Regions from separate parts of the Mus musculus genome. Here all the other regions are linked to region 2. Evidence: chromatin loops called from intact Hi-C (ENCODE). Cell type or tissue: left cerebral cortex. All regions are shown on one strand.

Region 1 (2,500 bases), 63 kb before region 2:
ATCATAACTGGCTGGAAAATATTAAAATATTATCTTAACTATCTAGTCAGAAATAAAACCCAAAATGAAACAACTGTCAAGAAAATAGAGTACTGGGGACTGGTGAGAAGGCTCAGCGGGTAAGAGTACTGACTGTTCTTATAAAGGTCCTGAGTTCAAATCCCAGTAACCACATGGTGGCTCACAACCACCCGTAATGAGATCTGACGCCCTCTTCTGGCATCAACAGTGTGATTATCTATAATAATAAATAAATCTTAAAAAAAAAAAAAAAGAAAATAGAGTACCACAAACATGTGAAATTTGGCCCAACTATGACATACAGTAAAGCTCGATAGTACAGCTACTTTAGAAAGCCTACTGATGATGGGTTGCAGGGATGGCTCAGAAGTTAAGAGCACAGACTGCTCTTCCAGAGGTCCTGAGTTCAATTCCCAGCAATCACATGGTGGCTCACAACCATCTATAATTGCGATCTGATTTCCTCTTCTGGTGTGTCTTTAGACAGTGACAGTGTAGTCATACACATAAAATAAATAAATTTTTAAATTTACGAAAGGAAGGAAGGAAGGAAGGAAGGAAGGAAGGAAGGAAGGAAGGAAGGGAGGGAGGGAGGGAGAGAGGGAGGGAGGGAGGGAGAGAGAGAGAAAGAGAGAGAAAGAGAGAAAGAAAGAAAGAAAGAAAGAAAGAAAGAAAGAAAGAAAGAAAGAAAGAAAGAAAGAAAGAAAGAGAAGACCTACTGATGATTTCCTAAAGTGGTAAACTTAGACACACAAACGTGTGCACAACTGTTGGCAGCTAGACATTCGTAACAGCTAAAAAATAAAAGCCCCCAAAATGTCTGTCAACTAACAAGTGGAGACGCAAAATGTGGTGTGTTTATACAGTCTGTAAATCGGCCGTGAAAATGAGTAGAGGGCAGGGTGGTGGTGCTTGCCTTTAATCCAGCACTTGGGAAGCAAGGGAAGGCAGGCAGGTATCTTGAGTTTGAGACCAGCCTGGTCTGCAGAGTGAGTTCCAGGACAGACTGGGTTACACAGTAAGACCCTGTCTCAAAAAAAAAAAAAAAAAAAAAAAAAAAAGTTAACATCACTGTCTTTCTTGTAAGTACCTTTTAATGTTTGCCTTTTCAGTGAGTGAGCTAAGCTGTTGCTGGGTCCACAGCTATTAGAGCCTAGCAGCCCCTCTTACAGACTAGCTGCACTGTCCTCAAAGCACCTTCAGACTGCCTGAGGCAAGTGTATCCCAGCTAATTACTTCAGGCAACTTGGCTTGGAGGACTCCCACCTAGCAATGACTAGTAACCCTGTATGACCCTGTACCACTGTGGCTATTCTCCATCATGACACAAGGTGGTGCACTTCCCCTGTGATTCAGCAAAAAAGCCTGCGGTTGGTATGGTACCAGGTTTAGGATCCATTGGTAAACTTGACCTGAGACTAGTGCATATGCAAAGCCCATAACAGGTGCACAGCTGTGCACGTGCAGGGCTGAATCCACACAGGAACCTCCCACATCCTTCCCATGGCTGTAATTGGAGTCCGTCTCAGAGCAGGCTGTTTGCCACAGAGGCCTATTTAGCACCTGCATCCAGTGTTGCAAAATGTTGCTCAACAATCTCCTAAATGTTCTTTGTGTTTCTGATCTTTACTGTGATTTCAGCTCGTGGGGTACAAAGAACAGACAGGACTCTGGCTTCCAGTTCTAATGAAGATAACAATGTTGACAATGAGATGTAGCTGAGTTACAGGGAGCCTAGGGTCTCTACAGTCAAGTCCCAGAATTCTAACACCAGCCAGCCCACAAGTATTTAAAAGACAGAGGCAGGCGAGCCATCTTTGGCTATATAGCCAGTTCAAGCCAGTTTTATGAGCTTCTGCCCCATTACCCCAAAATAACTGCAACTCTAAATGGCCACCAAAGAACTCCAGAAATAACCAAGAATGGACACTACAAAGAACCAAACTTGGTGGCCAACTCCTATAATCCCAGCACTTGGCAGGAGGATCTGTGAGTCTGAGGCCAGCCTTGTCTACACATCGAATTCCAGGACAGCCATAGCTAGAGTGAGACATGGTCTTCAAAACAAAACAAAAACACTAAAAGAAAGTTAAAAAAAATACAAAGAGTGATTGAGTATTAAGAAGGGGAATAGTAGGGCTGGAGAGGTGACTCAGTGGTTGAGAACACTGACTGCTCTTCCAGAGGTCCTGAGTTCAATTCCCAGCAACCACATGGTGGCTCACAACCATCTGTAATGGGATACGATGCCCTCTTCTGGTGTGTCTGAAGACAGTGACAGTGTACTCATGTACATAAAATAAATAAATGTGAAAGAAAGAGAGAAAGAAAGAGAGAGAGAGAGAGAGGGGAGGGGAGAGGAGAGGAGAGGAGAGGAGAGGAGAGGAGAGGAGAGGAGAGGAGAGGAGAGGAGAGGAGAGGAGAGGAGAGGAGAGGAGAGGAGAGGAGAGGAGAGGAGAGGAGAGGAGAGGAGAGGAGA
Region 2 (2,500 bases):
TGGCTCACATAATTGTAGAGTTTGAGAACTCTCAGGACAGGCTTACTGTAATTGAGGTCTCAGTCCAAGTCCAGGTCTTCAGATCCAATGAAACTGATCATATAACCCTCAGAGTAAGGATCCAGGGAGGCACAGGGTGAGTCCTACATTGCTGGGAGTCTATCACTCTGCCCTTGGGGACAGAATTAAAGTGTTCCAGGTTTAAGAAAGAGGAAGTCACCTTTCTGGTCCCTAACTGATTGGACAGTACCTGCCCACATGGAAGGTGGATCCTCCCATTCAGATTAGCAGTTCATTCACCAATATCCCCTGTGCACACACACCCAGAAACAATGTTTTCTAGTCAGTATTCTGCGTATGCCATTTAGTCAGTAATTATTTGCAGACTAATAGAATAAATGAAAGTCTAAGTTGACATGCAAGTTTGAGACTGACCTAGGCAGCGTAACAGATCTCCTTCCCATCACTTCCAACATACTAATAATTTTTAAACAATGTAAGAGATAAAATAAAGATTTAAAAAGCCATATTTTAGCCAGGCGTGGTGGCGCAAGCCTTTAATCCCAGCACTTGGGAGGCAGAGGCAGGCAGATTTCTGAGTTCAAGGCCAGCCTGGTCTAGAGAGTGAATTCTAGGATAGCCAGGGCTATACAGAGAGACCCTGTCTTGGAGAAAAAACAAAAATAAAAAGTAATATTTTAAGGAATATCCCCAAAGTAAATTACTCTTTTAGCTGCTAAAAACATGCAAAATAATGCTAGAAACTAAACTAAAAAGAAATCCCAAACAATTGGTGTCTCAAGTCTGCTGAGTTTGGAGAAATAGCCTGGGATACGCTAGATATTAGCTCTGAAAAAGAATGGTGCTGTCTTACAGTGTAAGGCTTGTAGGGGAAATAACTCCCAGTAGGTTAGAGGGCTGTACAGTAGGACAGCTTAAGGCAGGAAGTGGGAAAGGTTTTGTTACTTCTGTGGATGAAGTCTCAACAGAAACAAAAGAAATGACAATGCTGCCACCCAGTGGCAATTTGTGGAAAAGGCTCTACCCGAGGATCCTTTTAAGATTAAATAGCTTCTGTGTTGAATGCAATGTGGTCTATGACCGTGTTCTTTCTTTCTTTTCTTTCTTTCCTTCCTAAAAATTCATTCATTCATTCATTCATTCATTCATTCATTCATTCACTCATTCATTTTATATGAGTACACTGTCGCTGTCTTTAGACACACCAGAAGAGGGAGGGCATCAGATCCCTTTACAGATGGTTGTGAGCCACCATGTGGTTGCTGGGGATTGAACTCAGAAACAATGGAAGAGCATCCAGTGATCTTAAGTGCTGAGCCATCTCTACACACACACACACACACACACACACACACACACACACACACACACCTTCCCATCCTGTTTCTTTAACCCATAAATACTCTGCACCCTTGGGAAGATTTGAGTCTTAAGACCTCTTTTTGGCTGTCTCTTGAATAAAGCCTCTTTCGAAAGCCCTTGCTCAGGTGATAGACATATATGCAACAGGTAAAAAAAAAAAAAAACTTGTTCTGGCTCCCAATATTCTCTTCATGCTGAGTGTGCAGTAAGGACCTTACTGCCTTCTTCCCCTAAGACAACCTCCATCTTCACTGACTGCTCCCAAGGCAGTAGGAGAAACTCTTTCTCAATCATTTTACTTCTGCTGGGCATACCCAGAGTATTAGAAGGAAAATGTTAATTCCCTCTTTTTTTTTTTTTTGGTTTTTCGAGACAGGGTTTCTCTGTGTAGCCCTTGCTGTCCTGGAACTCAGGTTGGCCTCAAACTCAGAAATCTGCCTGCCCCTGCCTCCCAAGTGCTGGAATTAAAGGCGTGTGCCACCACAGCCCCCCGTTAATTCCCTTTTTAGTTATTTGTTTTGTTGTTGTTTGTATGGTTCTTGCTTTGTTTTGAGACAGGGTCTCTCTGTGTAATCCTTGCTGGGCCTGGAACTCTGCCTCCTAAGTACTGAGATTAAAGATGTGTACCACTGCATCCAACTGTTTGTTTGTTTGTTTGTTTTTAAATATCAGTCTAATAACTTTAAGTTAATTTTAAAATCTCAAGGAGAGCTGGAGAGATGGCTCAGCGGCTAAGAGCACTGACTGTTCTTCCAAAGGTCCTGAGATCAAATCCCAGCAACCACATGGTGGCTCACAACCATCTGTAATGAGATCGAATGCCCTCTTCTGGTGCCTCTGAAGACAGCTACAGTGTACTTACATATAATAAATAGATAAATAAATCTTTAAAACAAAAATCTCAAGGAACACAGCAGCCCAGGACTATAATCTCAGCACACAGAAAGCTGATACAGGAAGCCCAGGCAAGGAGTGAGTCCAAAACAACCACAGTCCAGTGCTTTAAAGTCCCTCGTGGACAGACCATGCCCAGAATGACCACGGGCTTCCAGGGCAGAGATGGCCTGAGACAAGACTACCTCAGCCTGGGGCTGTGACACTAGGGAGAGGATCAAGC
Region 3 (2,500 bases), 310 kb before region 2:
CCCTCCCCTCTCCTCTCCTCCCCTCCCCTCTCCCCTCTCTCCCCTCTCTCCCCTCTCTCCCCTCCCCTCCCCTCCCCTCCCCTCCTCCCTCCCCCTCCCCCAAATGTGGTAGTACATACCATTCCAGCACTTGAGAGACAATGATGGGTGGATTTCTGTGAGTTTGAGGACAGCCAGGGCTACACAAAGAAACAGTCTCAAAAAACACCAACCACCACCACCAAAGATTTAGTTTTTAATTCTATGTGTGAGGGAGTGTGCACTTGACTGCAATGCCTGTAGCATCATCCACGGAGCTGGAGTTACAGGTAGTCATGAGATGCTCAAGTGCATGCTGGGAATGAATGTGGGTCCTCTCAAGAGCACTGAGCACTCTTAACCTATGAGCCACCTCTTCAACCCCTTGTTACTTGAGTAAATAAATTTGTGATAAAAGGATAAGAATAATACATATGCGTACATGAAGAACAGTGAGTGATACATGTATGTACATGAAGAACGGTGAGGAAAATATATTTTCCGAGAATTCAAAATAAGTGAATAATTGAGTGCAGATGTGTCTAATTTTCTGGTCCAGTAGATGCATCTGGTGAGCTTGTGCTGTTCTCCACCCAGTGTCTTATGATGCCTCTTCTCACAGGCTACATCCTCACAGTTGGATTCATGAGTTTTGCAGTGTGCTACAAATATGGGCCCCTGGAAAATGAACGAAGCATTAACCTGCTGACCTGGACGCTGCAGCTGCTGGGCCTGGGACTCATGTATTCCAGTATCCAGATCCCGCACGTTGCCTTTGCTCTCATCGTCATTGCACTGTGCACTAAGAACCTGGAATACCCTATCCACTGGCTGTGCAGCACCTACAGGTGACTAGCAGGCAGGGTGACTGTTGACATGTGGGGTATGGGATGCACTTGCAGCGAAAGGATGCTTAGTTTTTCCTTGGGAACCTCTGTAAGTGGGATGTCACCTGCTCCCACCCTTGTTCCTTTCTCTGTTGAGATAATACTTTTTTTCTTTTTTTATAATAAAAGCAACCAGTAAAGTGTCATGTGTTCCTGCTACCACTAGGTGGTGCAAATTATATCAGTGTTTGGTTTGTACATAGGCCTCAAGTTCAGGTTTCAGATCATGTCACGCTGACTGTCAAGTTGCTCTAAAACCTTAATTTTATTTGAGATGTAATTCATAGCATGGTATTCTTGGAAAAGTCAATATGGAGTGGCCCTGGATTCTGAAATGGCCATGGCTGCTCCATTGCAGGTAATCAAAACAGTACCTTCAGAGTGAGGACCTGAGGTCACAAACCACAACATTATAACATCATTTTGTTGTTTTCCCACTTATTGGAAAATAAATTATTTGTCATTTATTTGAAAATAAGTGAGTTTGACTACTCTGGCTTTTCACTCATGTTTGGCACGATAGTACACTGTAATGAAGGGTGTGTGTGGAAGAAAGCTGGGTGATGACTGTCGATGCTGAGTCTTATCTTAGTGTGGTTGTCTCCTGGGACAAGTGGACATAAGGATGGTGTGGATACTGATTAATGACTCATGGTGTTATTTTGGTGAGCACAGAAGGATGTGTAAGGCATCAGGAAAGCCTGTCCCCCCTCGCCTCCTGACAGAAGAAGAGTATCGGATACAAGGAGAGGTGGAGACCCAAAAGGCTTTACAGGAACTCCGAGAATTTTGTAACAGTCCGGAGTGCTCTGCCTGGAAGACCATATCTCGAATTCAGTCTCCAAAAAGGTAAACTCTGATAAGCCAGGTATTTCTGGGTAGTTAATGACCTCAAGTCTGACAGATGATGCTTCCAGATAACAGTGTTGTATTTTGCCCTTTGATTATTGCTCACCTAGGAGCAGTAGTCAAGAGAAAGTAGTAATCTATTTCTTGTTTCCCCAGGCAGCTACCTCACTGTTGGGGTTATATCACTAACTTGTGAAGACTTCAGTACCGTATTTAAGTGTGGCCCTTGTGTGTTTGACGTTAATGTCTGAGTCCCCACCCCCACCCCCACCCCCCTTTGGTTGGGAGCAGTTGTACCAAAGAGTATGTGAAGTTTCAGTTTGGAATCATGATAGCATAAAGTTTATAGGGCCATAAGTGCAGAGAACTGTAATGCTCAGTCTCTTCTTATCAGGTCTATGGTGACTCAGGGAACCTTAGCACTTCGTAACTACCCAGGACAAGGACAGCGTAGTTAGTGCCAAGCAGGACGAGAGTGCCCAGCATGTTGGCCTGGGATCCCAGCCTTGCCTCGTGCCTAGTTCTTGCTTCAGTCTATGCATCTGCCGAAGCAAGGGCAGGACTTTGTTAAATTCGGTATAATTTGAACTACAGGCACACTGAGCCTTTTAGTCTGTTCTTATTTTGAAAGCCGTTCAGGAAGGACAGACGTGCGCTTCCTCACAAACATCCCTCTCTTTTGCAGATTTGCTGACTTTGTGGAAGGTTCTTTCCACCTCACGCCAAATGAAGTTTCTGTTCACGAA

The links. Hi-C counts contacts between places; a loop is a spot of excess contacts. Peaks named below come from ENCODE experiments on the same cell type or tissue, not always from the same donor. Only the 100,000 strongest peaks of a DNase experiment are listed, where the experiment ranks them.
Region 1: it touches region 2 in a loop (5-fold over the local background); 34 of 42 quality-filtered maps call a loop at or near these places.
Region 3: a loop joins it to region 2, with 3 times the contacts of the local background. A loop is called at or near these places in 9 of 42 quality-filtered maps.

What each region holds. Positions count from the first base shown.
Region 1 is chr10:127,944,188-127,946,687 of GRCm38, forward strand. The region is part of intron 1 of Gm40805 (a long non-coding RNA gene); the gene reads right to left. Among named protein-coding and RNA genes, the nearest start is that of Gm40805, 7.1 kb to the right of the region's middle. In left cerebral cortex, a CTCF peak has its summit at 1,345; a DNase peak (open chromatin) is centred at 1,361.
Region 2 is chr10:128,007,437-128,009,936 of GRCm38, forward strand. It overlaps Hsd17b6 (hydroxysteroid (17-beta) dehydrogenase 6), which reads right to left and starts at 175. Exons shown (of 6, transcript NM_001359377.1): 1 at 47-175. In left cerebral cortex, CTCF peaks have their summits at 1,028 (motif pointing left) and 1,231 (motif pointing right); a DNase peak (open chromatin) is centred at 1,016.
Region 3 is chr10:127,693,789-127,696,288 of GRCm38, forward strand. It overlaps Nemp1 (nuclear envelope integral membrane protein 1), which reads left to right. Exons shown (of 9, transcript NM_001113211.1): 7 at 641-866; 8 at 1,581-1,754; 9 at 2,440-2,500. Among named protein-coding and RNA genes, the nearest start is that of Myo1a, 10 kb to the right of the region's middle. In left cerebral cortex, a CTCF peak has its summit at 1,074 (motif pointing right); a DNase peak (open chromatin) is centred at 1,050.